Regions from separate parts of the Mus musculus genome. Here region 2 is linked to region 1. Evidence: chromatin contacts called from ENCODE Hi-C data. All regions are on one chromosome and are shown on one strand. The core of a region is the stretch at or near the end of the contact, and the rest is flanking DNA. Distances in the headings are between cores, read along the strand shown. Region 1 holds the start of Bard1 (BRCA1 associated RING domain 1). Region 2 holds the start of Mreg (melanoregulin).

Region 1 (7,293 bases), core at 3,194-5,693:
ATTATTGTTGTGGGTGGAATAGATTTTGTAAAGGGCTCTACCATTATCCCAAAATTAGTATTTTTGCAATTATTGGTCAACTCATCCTAAAAAGGATGTCTATGTTTTACACACACACACACACACACACACACACACACACACACACACACACCTGGAAGAATTAGCTCATTTATGGGTGAGGTGAGGAGCTGCTTTCCAGTAATCGTAATGCGCTAGTGCCTTGAGTGAAGCAGGGTGAGCTAGAAGGGAGGGGACAGGCTGTTGAAGACAGGACAATCTTGATGATTCTTTTAAGTCTACTATCACTGCCCTTAAACGGTCCCCCGAAAGTAATATGAGCCCTGGGAGAGGTATCAGGGCCATGAAAACAGGAAACCAAGAGAGAACCCATTGCACCTGGGTCACAATGGCTTCTACAGTATAGAAGAAATGGGCCAATTGCAATCATCTGGTCCCCAAAGTAGTTTATAAAATGTGAAATGTTCATTTACTCTGATCACAGTTAAGTAGTGCCATAATTAAAAAAGCATTTGATAAATGTGTTCCCTGTTCTATAGAAATTATGTGACTGGACTCAATGCTACTATTTCTTGGATGCTTATCAATACAGGCAATTCATACTTAGGCTCTTGTGAAAATATAAAAAAATCTATATGACTTATTATCTCCATTTTCCAGATAAAGTTAATGTTTAGAGAGCTGAAGATCTGATCGAATTCCATGGTCATAGCACCCAAGAGGCTGAGGGAGGAGGGTCAAGGGTTCTAATCAGCCTGGGCTACACAGCAAACACGATCTCAAAAATTAAAATTTGATTTAGGTCACATGTTTGTACGAGATTGTAATGGGACTGATTCATGAAATTATCTTTATATTTCATGAATCCTGGAGTGCCAGTGACTTAGACGTTGATTATCCGGAGGCTCAGCAACGAGTAAGTAACTTGACAGAGTTTGTAACCAAGAACTAACTCCATGTGTGCCTCTGAGTTTTAGAAAACTATGTGGTTAGTGTGCTTGTGTTAAGGTCTCATTAGAATGCTTTATGAGACCAAAAGGGAGAAGTTAGGGTGTGGCTCGGTGGTAGAGTACCTACCCAGCATGCACTTGGGGATAGAGGTGGGGTTGGGGGTTGGATTAGATTTTTGTTTTGTTCATCTACTTTTACTACTAGATTCTGGTGAAGTCATCGAAACTTGCTGGGCCTTTGTGATGTAGCAGAACTACTTAAGTTGAGACCAAAAAAAAGATTACTGGAAATAAAGATTAATTAAAACACCCGGGTCAAGATGCACCACACGTTAAATGCTTCTTTTCAGGAAGGATCTTGTTCGGCTGGACTGCTATTACAAAATTATAGTTTTGGTGACAAAAAAACCCATCAAGAATGTACCGCAGCCACCCAGGATCAGCATCGGCATGCCACGGTTGGTTCTCACCGTGGGGCTGCTCACTTTTTGCACTCTTACAAGACAGAACATGAGATAATTCTTCCTCGGCTGATGATTATGGTGGTTTCTGTGGTTCCTAGAGATAAGAGGAGAGAGACTACGAGCCCAAATCACCATGGGCAAACTAGTTAAAGCAAGCAAGGAATTAAGCAAGCATTTGTACTCCCTCCATGGGCTCCCTCCCCCTAAGGTAGGGCTTGAGAGGTCAGCTTACAGGGGAGGAAGACAAGGGTTTTATAGCTCAGGGGTAGGGGCTTTTCAAATGGGAGATTTGGGAAGAAAAGTAGGTGGAGTTTACAGGGGCAGAAAATAAGCCTACCACATCAGTCATAATGACCTCCTGAAACAAAGACATGATTGCAAGGTGATCATAAAGGAGACATAACAACAGGTAGTCAGTTATAACAACCTTGTGAAACAGAGGTAGGGTTCCAAGGTGGTTATAACTTTTTGAAACAAAAACATGATTCCTGATTCCTGGAACAGCCAGTACAGAACCATTTGTAAGTAAGGTTGCAGGTTGGGCATAGCCCAATCCTTGAGAAATGGAATATTAATCATAATCAGGAATGAACTTGGTTTGTTTTTACTGTAAGATGATGGCTTTCAAGCCTAAGATGGAGGCAGGCTGGTTCATCAGTTCCATCCTCAAAATCTCATATAAACCTAAGTGCTTTCATAAGTCCCTGCCTCCAAATGCTGTCTCATTAGGGGCTAGAGCTTCCATTCATGAACTTGGGGTGAAAGGAAATAAAACTTGAGACATGTGATTCATGTAATTTATGTCAAATAGCCCAAAGAGTTGTTTGTGAGCTTTGAAACCTGGGGCTGAGAACATAGCAGAATAGGCCAGGACATGCCCGGGTAGGCCCGTCGTCATATGTCCTGACTGTCCTAGTGCCTCCCTATCTCCCACCCTTCTGACAGTCTGTTGGTGTTTAAATGGACCAATCATGTGAAACCGAGCCAATTCCTCCCCCAGCCCCATCCCTTTTCTATAAAAACCCCTAGCTTCCAAGTGTCGGGGTCGAAACCACTGTCTCCTGAGTGAGATACGTTTTGAACCGGAGCTCTGCCATTATGACTCCACCATGTGGTCGACACCTCTGTCTCCTGCGGGAGATATGTGTTGGCCCGGAGCTCCGTCATTAAACTACCTCATGCTTTTACATCAAGATGGTCGTCTTTTCTTGATTCTTGGGTGCGCGCTGAACAAAAATTGAGTGGGGGTTTCCCCACTAGGTTCTTTCAGGGGCAGACACATTGGTTCAGTCCCACACTGAATTTAGCCTCAAGTTGTAGTATTCATAGGAGGCTTGAGTCAGATAATTAAGTGAAGCACTTGCGATATATAAGAGTCCAAGAACTCAAACTCTCAGCTCTATTTAGAGCTTTATATTACATGTCCACCCTGGTTCTATAAATGCTCATATAAATGTGCATGCTATGAACTGTGAGGTTAAAAGTACCTGAGAGACTCTACATTCAGGATCAGGAAAACCTTTCAAGCATTGATGTTTGAGCTGAGATCTGAAGGAGTACTGCCTAAGAGGAAAATTCCAGGTTCCAAAGTGAATCTTTGTGTAAAAGCCCAGAGGCAGCTGGACCTAGGCTTTTGATGAAGAAAAGCTCCACGGGAGAATAATGGCATGCTTTCCCAGGTTGGCATAGGCCTCATATCTCATCAAAGAAATAGCTTTAGAGTTTTATTTGTTTGTTTGTTTGTTTATTTATTTGAGATAGGGTTTGTCTTGACTGTCTCAGAACTCTGTTGACTAGGCTGGCTTTGAACTCAGAGATCCACCTGCTCTTCCCCCCCCCTCCCCCCATTTCCATGCCTCTAGTGCTGGGATTAAAGGACCTTCCAGGCCTTTCCACCTTTAGAGTTTAATCAGGGTAGTGCCAAGACTAATTTTGTGTTTGGTAATGTCTTGTATATCTTTAGTGAGGCCTAAGGATGGGAGGCAATCTAGGCAGATGTGTGGATTCCAGTAAGAAGGAACAACTTTAAGGTAAACAGAGGCAGCTGGGGCGGTTAAGCAGAGACAGAGAAATAAAAGGGGATATGCAAGAATGTGTTCATAGGTTGGAAGCTGTGGAGAGGGCGGGCTGTGCTTGCCCAGTGTTAATATTCAGATCCGCAGGAGGGTCTATGGATTTGGCTGGTAGAATACTTCTAGCATAAAGGAGGCTCTAAACTCAGTTCAGCACCATGTAAGCTGGGCGTGGTGGTGCATATCTGTAATCCCCTATCGCGCAGAGGTGGAGGATCGCAAACTGAGAAGTTCAAGGTCACCCTTAGCTTCACAGTTTAAGCTAGGTTGGCAAACAGACGCCGTTTCAAAAAAAAAAAAAAAAAAAAAATCCCCGGGGAGGGTAGACCCTCTAGCAAACAAAAACGTTTTATGCAGTTTATCATATTTTAAAAGCACACCAGAACTTCTAAGAGATGCCCTTGGTCGGATATTTACAGCTAGTTAAAAAGTGAAATTGAAACTTAGTATTTAGCGGATTCTTATATCCTACAGCAAGGAGAAAAAGAGAACTTTCTTATATAAAGGGTAGTACTTTTATTGTCATGGGAAAAGCTTGTCCAAGTTCAACAGTAGCTTGAATGCCACTCTTTGTAGATGGCTTCAGCGGCAAGCTCCTGAGGCTATGGGAGGGTTAGAATCCAACTTCTAGGTAAGCACAGTTTCAGTAAACTGAGAGGGGGTGGGAATGAAACCCATGGGGAGCCCCGCCTCTTTGAAGGCGTGGCCTGAGGCCCCGCCGCTCAGTTTCCCGCTCAGGAAGTTTGAGCGCGCTATACCCCGCCTCCTAGGGCCACAGGCCTAGGTGACTTCTCCCCACGCCTCCTCAACCCCGCGCCTTGGCACTTTGGTTTCCGCGGTCCGCCCTACACCTCCTGAGGGCGTGGCCTCTCAAGCCTCGCCTCTCCATTTCCGGAACTTGGACCGCATTACTAAAGCCCCGCCCTCAGGCCTTGAGGGCGTGGCCTAAAGCCGGGTCCTTCCATCTCTGAGTTTTACCGCGTTTCAGCCTCCGAGCCGGAGGCGTCCGACCAATTCAGAGACTCCGCACGCAGCAGGATCCGGCGGTGACCAGCGGGGTGCGGCGCTAGAGCAAACCTGACCTCCCCTCCTCTGTGGGAATGCCACGCCGGCCGCCGAGGGTCTGCTCTGGGAACCAGCCTGCTCCCGTGCCCGCCATGGAGCCGGCTACCGACGGGCTTTGGGCCCACAGCCGCGCGGCGCTTGCCCGCCTGGAGAAGCTGCTGCGCTGCTCCCGCTGGTAAGGACCGGCCTGGCGACCTAGTGTCGTCTGTCCCTCCGTGTCCCACTCCTGAGTTTTCTGAGTGGCTTCCCAGCCACCTGCAACGAAGATGACTCAAACGGCACTTTTCGAATTTTCGCGGGAGAACTGCCTTCGGGGCGTGGCTCAAAGCGCAGCTCGTTGGTCACTCCCCGAAGGTGACGCTCGGAGCTGAGCCGAGCTAGTGCTGCTGGGGTCCTGGAGTTCGGTCCTCTGGGAGCGTGGTCCCGTGGTTGCGTGCGGGGCACAACAGCCCCTGTGAGGCTGACCTTTTGGTCCTTTCTCTAGTAGCAGGCTCGGCGTGGGGAATGGGAGGCTAGGGACCTGGTGACCGGTAGTTTGGCGATGGCAGTTTGTTGAGCATCGCAATTTTAACTTAGTTAGATTATGGCCCTGTACCACTGATCCTCCAACATGCCCTCTCTTGGATTTTATTCAGTCTGAAATGCACTCCTAAGTGGTACTTTCTTACCTGAGGCTGTTTATCGAATACTACCAAGAAATATACTTCTTTCCCCTTTTTTCTCTTTGGCAGTAGCGAATGTTAAGCCTTCAGTCTTTACTACAAATACAGTGTTAACTGCAACTTTTTTTTTTTTTTTTAAAGTTAACTGGCAACAAACTTTGCACTTACGTTAAATTATTCTTTTTTTTTTTTTTTTTTTTTTTTTTTTACAAACTCTTAGTATTTGAAAGAATGGCATTGTATTTCTTAGGAGAGTGGCGATTCTGTTAACATGAACACGTTCTGAGTTCTGCTTGTGTTTTCCTAAAGCATACGGATCATCCTGGGTGTAGACATACATCGGAAACTCAACTTCTAGTTGCAGTAGCAGGCCAGTGATGACGCACATGTTGGATCTCAATCTGTGGGTCGCGACCACTGGGACACACATTTAGGTCTTAGGAACGGAGACCCAGCTTAGTAGCAAAATTACAGTTATGAAGTAGCAAAGAAAAGAATGGTATGGTTTAGGGTCACCACAACGTTTGGAACTATATTGAAGGGGTTGTAGCATCAGGGAAGGTTGAGACCCAACCACTGCTTTAAATAGTTGAACCACAGTTAAACTCAGATGGAAACACATATTCTTCCACTTAGAATGTGTCAGACCACATGAGTTCAGGTTCCAGCCACATCTTTGGTCTTCTCTGTACCTCAGTAATAATGGTTTGCTCATTCACATATTAATTTGCTAATATTGAGATTTGATAATAAACATGTAATGAATACATACCAAACAGTGTTCCGAGTATGGAGAGCCCATTCGTGAGCAAAGCTTCCTTCCCAATGTTTCTGTAACCCTGCCTCAGGGATCCCAAGAAAAAATTAAATACATGTAAGTTGTTTCCTGTGGTGACTATCCAAAATGGACACAAAAAGATGTGATGAGAAAATGATTTAGTCTGCTTGCTGAGCCATTTGGAAGAGACTAACTAGATAAAGTAATATGAATAATCTGTAGGTTGTCCTAAAATTAAACAACCAGTTTCCCTTTTTACCAACTGCCAGCTCTTTTAAACTAAGCGAGCTAGCTTACCGTAAGAGTCAAGGGCCTGAAGATAATAGTAATTAGGCTCAGGCTGTACTATGCCACATCCAGTTGTCCAGAGAATATGAGGTTCCTGTGGTCTTGTTTTTCTTTTTTTCAGTTTATTAAACTCTGCTAAATGAGTTTATTTTAACTACTAGAGGATATAAGCTCATATAGGACTTTGAATTAATTTTTCCCTGTGAAGTGTCAATAAATATTACTTAGGTTTTTCAGTCACAAATCATCTCTACTTTCTTTAAAAGGGTTAAAAGGCTGGGAGTGGGTGGTTCATGCCCTTACACTCAGCTTTCTGGAGGCTGTTACAATCAGTTGCCTTTGAGTTTTTAGCCGGCCTGGTCTACATTGAGTTCCTGGCTTGCAGGACTACATCGTGAGACCCAGTCTCGAAAACCAAACCAAACCAAAGCAAACAGAAAGTATAAAAATGTTCTTTGTTCAAAGGGCTGTGGGAAAGCAGGCTGTTTTGGCTTGATTTGGACCAGAGGCAACAACTTTTCAAACTTTTTTCCTTCTTTCTTTTATTTTTCTGTTGATACAACAGATTGCTCCATAGCCTGGGTTAGCCTGGAACATATTTTGTGCCCATCTTATCTTTAAATTAAGTGACCTTCTGCTGTAGTGTCCTTAGCACTAGGATTACAGATGTATGGCACCATGTCCAGCCTCAGACTCAGTTTTAAGGAAGCAAACTTAAGTTTAAAGACCCTTTGGTTATACTGGTTTACAGCTCACAGGAAATGGTTTAGGTCATATGGGAAATGCTTTTCTTCCTGGCTTTGCTGTCTCTCAAGCTCTTTCTGCCTCTCCCTTCCTGCTTGCTAGAGGAGAGCAACCCTGGACAGTCTGCTGCTGCTTTGCTCATCATCACCCAGAGTGGCATGTTATTTGAATGGTGTGCTCCTGTCCCCGAGCTTCAGAGCTCTCCCCACTAGGCTGCTGATTACCCCGATTACCCTCACATTCAGCTTG
Region 2 (6,919 bases), core at 3,913-6,412, 1.1 Mb before region 1:
TCTCCTAGACTAGCTCTCCCTCTGTCCCTCTGATCCTGTCCCGCCCTTCACCAGACTGTAAAGGGTTACAGAAGTTGACCCTAGTAAGCAAAACGAATATTGAATAACTCACAGAGAATAGAAAAAGTCCTGTAGGAATGTCCTGGGCCCCTGAGGCCTGTAGTCTCCTCTTCAAGAAGCTGCCCCTAAAGCAATTCACATCTCCACCTCAAGCATTCTCCTTTGTTGGCTCCTGGTGTTAAAGATGAGAGCTGTGTATCTGCTCAGCCTACTTTGGTCATAGCTGGTTTCTTGTAGAGAGAGGATAAGGAGCAAGAGGTGGTAGGGTATCTCTAGCCACGTACAACCTGCAGAATTGAGGGTGTTTTCAAAAGACAAAGGAGAGGTGAGGATGTTGTAGATGCAGAAACAAGTGACTCAGCTGGCCGTAGTGGCACACACCTGTAGGGGGGAGGTGCTGATAGTAAAGTCTGGTTCCCTAATTGGTTCTTGATTTGGTCAATAAAGAAGACAGGAGCCAATTGCTGGGCAAATGGTAAAGGTGGTACTTCCGGGTCCCAGGAGGAAGAGAAGATGCAGGGAAAGAGAAAGGGGCATTTCGGCCAGGCTTTGGAACGAGAAGTGCACGACTACCTTGTAAGATCTTGGGGTAGCTAGAACTAGAGGCCTCCACCACCAGCGGAGGCTGGCTGATACAGGTTAGGGTAGGAGATTCTGCTCCAGCCATTGTGCTATCTGACAAGTTCTAAGATAATAAAGTTGTCGCTGGGCAGTGGTGGTGCACGCCTTTAATCCCAGCACTTGGGAGGCAGAGACAGGCGGATTTCTGAGTTCGAGGCCAAGCCTGGTCTACAGAGTGAGTTCCAGGACAGCCAGGGCTATACAGAGAAACCCTGTCTCGAAAAAAACAAAAAAACAAAAACAAAACAAGATAATAAGGTTGTCTAGATGTTTCTCTTCCTCAGAGCAAAGGTGGGCAGTGATAGAGAAAAGCATGGTCTCAAAAACAAAAGAAAACAACAACAAACAAACAATAAAAACAAGTGAGTCAATGAGCCCCTCACCCTGCTTTTCTCTTGGTGATATTTAGTCATGGAACTTCTTAAAAAGTTCACTATTATTTATTCAAAGATTTATTTATTTATTTATTTAATGTATGCAAGTACACTCTCTTCAAACACACCAGAAGAGGACATCCAATCCCATAACAGATGGTTGTGAGCCACCATGTGGTTGCTAGGAACTGAACTCAGAACCTCTGGAAAAGCAGTCGCCGCTCTTAACCACTGAGCCATCTCTTCAGCCCCCTATTAAATTAAAAAAAAAATATTTTTATGTGTGTGAGATTTTTTTTCTGCATGCTCACCATATATGTGCAGGTGCCTATAGGCACTAGAAGGTTTGGATTCTCTGGAATTAGTTATAGGCGGGTGTGAGCTACCATATGGGTGCTGGAAACTGAACATAATCCTTTGCAAGAGGAGGAGCAAGTTCTCTAACTGCTGAGACCTCTCTCCAGCCCCTATTATTATTATTTTAATACTTTATTATTGAGACAGGGTTTCACAATATAGCTCTAGGCTGCCCAGAACTCTCTAGATAGATGAGGCTGGCTCCAAACTCACCAAAATCTGCCTATCAGTCTTCAGAGAGCTGGGATTAAAGGCCTCTACCACTAAACTGGGAGGCAGAGGCCATCCTGGTCTACAGAGTGAGTTCTAGGACTGCCAGGACTACACAGACAAACCCTGTCTCAAACACACACACACACACACACACACACACACACACAAACACACACACACAAACACACACACACACAAACACACACACACACACACGGCTAGGCCTGGCCTTTTAAAATTTATGTATGTATTTGAGTGTCCAAGTGAGTACATTTACATAGAGGCCAGTGGTCTCGAATTCCCTTGGAGCTGGAAGAGGCAGTTGTGAGTGGCCTGATGTGTATACTGGGAGCTGAACATGGGTCATCTGTAAAAACCAGTGTGTGCTTCTAATTGCTAAGCCATTTCTCTAGCATGCTCTCTCTCTCTCTGTACACACACACACACACATACACGCACACACACACACACTCACACACTCACATTACGTCATGATGTGCATGTGGAAGTCACTCCCTCCTACCATGTGTGTTCTGGAGATAAACTCAGGTTGTCAGAATTGGCACAAGCACCTTTATCCACTGAGCCGTTTCCTTGACCCTCATGGGACTTCTTGCTGTGATTTCTCTGAGCCATGGTGGTTCTCCACTGTGCCTTACCACATCTCTCAGGGAAAGGTACAGCTCCTAAGTGGAGCTATGGAAGTTCAGCAGAGCTTCCCAGGCAAACACTAAAGAGTTTTGGTGGAACCCACTAATGATGTAGCCTTGGGATTTAAATATTTGGATTTTTCTCATTTTCCCTTCTGCACATGCCCTTCCCCCCTCTCCGGCTCTCAGTAATTGTCAGTAAATTCCTAAAGGCTGGGGTGTGTGAGGAAAGACTCCAAACTACACTAATTGTTTTCAAAATAGACCCAGACAGACTCAGGGTTTTCCTTGATACAGAGAAGTCTAAAAATAGAGGCTGGCCCCTTTCCTAGTTCTGCTCTGAAAACAAGCAGCTGATGGCACTGTAAGTCACCAGTTGCCCCAAGGGGACTGCCAACTCCACCGACATCAGGTGCCCAGGGACTCTCGGTAAATGTCAGATGCTACCATGTGCGGTAGGCGATACTGGTTAAGGCAGGCAGAGGAGCAGTGGGGCCTAACTCTCAAAGGGGAAGCTCAGAGCTTCCCTGCGAGGGATGTCTGAAAGGGGAAATGTGCTCAGCCACAAAGCCGAAGGTGGAGGAGAAGCAGCAGGAGCCAACTCCCAGGAAGACAACACTGTGACAGACACTGAGGTGATGAGCCTTAAAGAGCCAACAAACAGGTCAGGCTCAGTGGCTCAGCGAAAGGCAAGCCAGACAAGCCTCAGTTGGATCCCTGGGACCCACATTGTGGATGAAGAGAACCAACTATGGCCAAATCTGAACCCCACCTGTGTGTCAGGGCACTCATAGCTGCCCCAGCCCTGCCAAATAAATAGACGTAATAAGTGAGTTTTAAAAGGGATCTTCAACTGTTACTTTTTAAAATAAAAATCAGAACATCTTAATTTAAAAGTAGGCAGAAACCGAACACGCTAATCTTTGTTAAGGCTGAATGCTAACTTGATCCACTCATTAAAGAGACACAGTGGGTGGGTGAGCTGGGAAGTCAAGGGACTAACAGGAACAAAGCCCCTAGCACTGCATAAGCTGGGCGTGGCAGCACATACCTGTAATCTTAGCCCTTGGGAGATGCAGGCAGGAGAGTCAGAAGTTCAAGGTCATGTTCAGCTATATAGGGGGTTTGAAGTCATCCTGGCCTATATGAGACCTTTTCAAAATAAAACACTGGGGCCTGGGCCTGTAACTCAGGGCTTGAGTTTGGTGTGAGCAGGACCCTGGGTTTGACCTCTAGGCACGCACACCTCACCATGGCACTCATCCCTTTTCTTGCCTTATTTGTTCTCTAGTCTAACTAACTTAAAGTCTAACTAACTAGTCTAGTCTAACTAACTTAAAGTTAACATACTTGGAAAGTGCTTATTTCCTTGTCTAACCACCCCTCACCAGAATGTTCACTTTTTGCTGGTCTTGTTTACTGCTGTATCCCCATCCTAAAACATGCCTCACACATAGCTTAAATACTTCTCAAGTAAATCAGACTGGCAAAGGCAAGACAAAGAAGCAAAACACCTTCTGCTTTAGGGTTTTACTGATGTGAACAGACACCATGACCAAGGCAACTCTTCTAAGGACAACATTTAATTGGGGCTGGCTTACAGGTTCAGAGGGTCAGTTTATTATCCAGGCAGGCATGGTGCAGGAGGAGCTGAGAGTTCTACATCTTCATCTGAAGGCTGCTAGCAGAATACTGGCTTCCAGACAGCTAGGATGAGGGTCTTAAAGCCCACATCCACAGTGACACACCTACTCCAACAGGGCCACACTTTCTGATAGTGACACTCCCTGGGCGATCACACCTTGTATTTTATATTGAGTATAGGGTTTGTATGCCAGAGTCTAAATTTGAATTGCACACTGGAAAGCAATTTGGCAGGATTCATTAAAATTAAAGGGGTGGACTGGAAAGATGGCTCAGTGGTTAAGAGCAATGACTGCTTTTCCAGAGGTCCTCATTTCAATTCCCAGCAACCACATGGTGGCTCACAACCATCTGTTATGGGATCCAATGCCCTTTTCTGGTGTGTCTGAACACAGCTACAGTGTTCTCACATATGTATAAAATAAATCTTTTTTAAAAAAAAAATTAAAGGGGCATCTTATGACACAGCAAGTCGACTGCCACATCTTTATTCAGTTGGTGTAGAAGCTCCCAAGTGCAGCAGTTCAAGGATGTGCACTGCAGCCCTCAGTACAAAAGGCTGGGATTGGTTAACATGTTCACCATTATGTTCACGGTCTGGTTAAATAACACTGGCATCGGTAAGATTAGGTCTGCGTTAGGAAGACAGAAAGATACACATACAGTCTGCATGACATCAGTGAAAAGAGCCAGGCACAAAAATGTGTGCATGGGAAGGGTTGGAGGGAGAAAGGGAATGGTGAGGGTGGGTGGGGCAATGCAATGTTTTAATTTCAAAAGATAAAAACAAACAAACAAACAAAACCCCAAACAAAACAAAACCACAAACATTTGGTGCGGTAATCTGCTGCTTGGACATAAAAAAACAAAAGTGGGATTTCTGGGGGCTGGTGAGGTAGATGGCGCTACACAAGACAGGATTCTGTTCCCAGCACTCACATTGTAATTTACAAAAATAAATCTCTTGTAATATAACAGTTGTAGAACTCACAAGCGGTTGCTTTTTTTTTTTCCCCTAAGAGTGTTCAAGGGCTGGAAGTTTGAAAAAATAAAAAAACTTTTACAAAGCGTGTATTGTGGGAGACCATTTCCTTTGCAGAGAAGCCAATTAAAAGGACAGTTGGGTTCGGCCACGCGCAGCAGACCCCTGCTGCTCAGCGGTCACCTCCGGGGTTCTGCGGGGCGCCTGGAGCGCGCTCGCTCCCTAGAGGGCAGCCGTGGGCGTCGCAGGACGCATGCGCTCGGGCGGCACCCGGGGAATTAAAAGAGAGAGGGAAAAGCTCCCGCGGCAAACGCGCAGCTCGCGTCCCCACGGCCGGCCGCGGCGTGATGCGCACGGCCCGGCCCGTGACGCCGCGGCCGTCCCTGTCCCCGTCCCCGCGTCCCCGCCGCCATCGCGCGCCCGGCTCCGGGATCCCGGCGCCGGGCCTCGCTCCCCATGGGGCTGCGCCGCTGGCTACGGAGCGCCTGCTGCTGCTGCCCGTGCCGGTGCCTGGAGGAGCCCGCGCGGCCCGAGAAGGAGCCGCTGGTCAGGTGCGTATCGGGCCGCCTCGCGGGGTGGGGACCCGGGTGTCGTCTGAACCGGGGAAGGGGTGCTGTGAGGTCACACCGCGGTGCCACCCGGCCCCCCTCGGCCCCGGTCTCGCACAAGACGATTTAAGCTCCGGATCCTTGGTTCAGATTTTGTGTGGCTCCTCGGAGGCAGCGGATGCCCCTGGGAAACGCCACTGACTGCTGCAGGGGAAAGGGCCGGGAAGAGAAGTTTCCAGAGGGGGTCTCATCGGATGAGACGGACGAGCGTGGGTTTCCTTGGCACTGAGATGAAAAAAAAAAGTTTGGCTATCTCTTCCAATGTCATGACCGAAAGAAGTCGATTTCAGTGACTGAGGAAATCTTTCTCGTGATAAAACTATGCGTGCTGTACCAGTGACAGCCAATTGACTGTTCGGGGGTTTAAACTGAAATGTGGGGACATTTAATGCTCATTAGCTAATGTGCTAAGAGGCTTTGTGAAGGAACCCTGTGCACAGCTTTGCTTGACTTTTTTTTTTTTTCCCCTAAAGCGATACTTTAATATACGTATAAGCACGAGGGGTAGAAGAAAAAGGCACTCAGAAATAAGACATACCCAAGCGTGGTTGCCGGCTCCTAGAGAGAGAAGAGATAGGACTGTGATTTTTATTTTTCCTTAAAATGTTGGTTTTTTGTTTTTTGTTTTTTTCTTCCTCCCTATCGTGAGTTTGCTGAAATTAAGTTCCACCATGCCAGGTTAACCTTATCGAATGAGGTCCCACCAAGTCGTGCCCCAGGGAACAGAATTGAAATTAGGGCACAGGATGTAGGGTGGAATTCTAGGCTTGGTGAACAAGCGCAGAAGCCAGGACCCCTTCCTTAAGGGACACGCAACGAATCCAATCCTGCTTGCACAACTCTGGCAGAAGCAGCAAAGCATGGCTTTACCTTGCCCTACTCTGTCAAGTCCAGACACTTCCCCTGACTTTGCAGAGTTACATAACCCATCCTGCCTGTCTGCTCTTATTTTCCAGCGCATTAAGCAGGATGTACTTGCCCCTGTAGGAACAATCTACTCTTAGTCCCTCCAAGCTCCTGGCCAATGGTGACCTTTTGCCTTCTACCCTTTCCTAAAGTGGCCTTGTGGCCCCTTTTCATCTCCCTTTTGCGAGTCAGGACTTGGAATTATCATCTTGTTATCTGGTGAGGTGTTTCATGAAATATATCTAGATACCCAAGGCACCACACACACACACACACACACACACACACACACACACACACACAAATACACACACACACACACACACACACTCTGTCTTACTATGTAGACCTGGCTGACCTCTAACTCAGAGATCCGTTTGCCTCCTGGGTGATCTGATTAAAGGCGTTCACCACCCCTCCCGGCTACCATACTATGTTTGGTTGTTTTTGCTAATAGCCCTCTCACTTAGATTTTGAGATTACTTTGGGCTTGGAGAAATCTAA

Evidence for each region. A loop is a pair of places that touch in the nucleus more often than their neighbours do.
Region 2: a loop to region 1 is called in a map of T-helper 17 cell, with 3 times the contacts of the local background. The contact joins the promoter of Mreg here to the promoter of Bard1 in region 1. A Hi-C loop is called at or near these places in 2 of 37 maps with a recorded cell type or tissue (T-helper 17 cell and v-Abl transformed pro-B cells).

What each region holds. Positions count from the first base shown.
Region 1 is chr1:71,100,122-71,107,414 of GRCm38, reverse strand. It overlaps Bard1 (BRCA1 associated RING domain 1), which reads left to right and starts at 4,443. Exons shown (of 11, transcript NM_007525.3): 1 at 4,443-4,747. The coding sequence starts at 4,608.
Region 2 is chr1:72,210,550-72,217,468 of GRCm38, reverse strand. It overlaps Mreg (melanoregulin), which reads left to right and starts at 5,162. Exons shown (of 5, transcript NM_001005423.2): 1 at 5,162-5,452. The coding sequence starts at 5,358.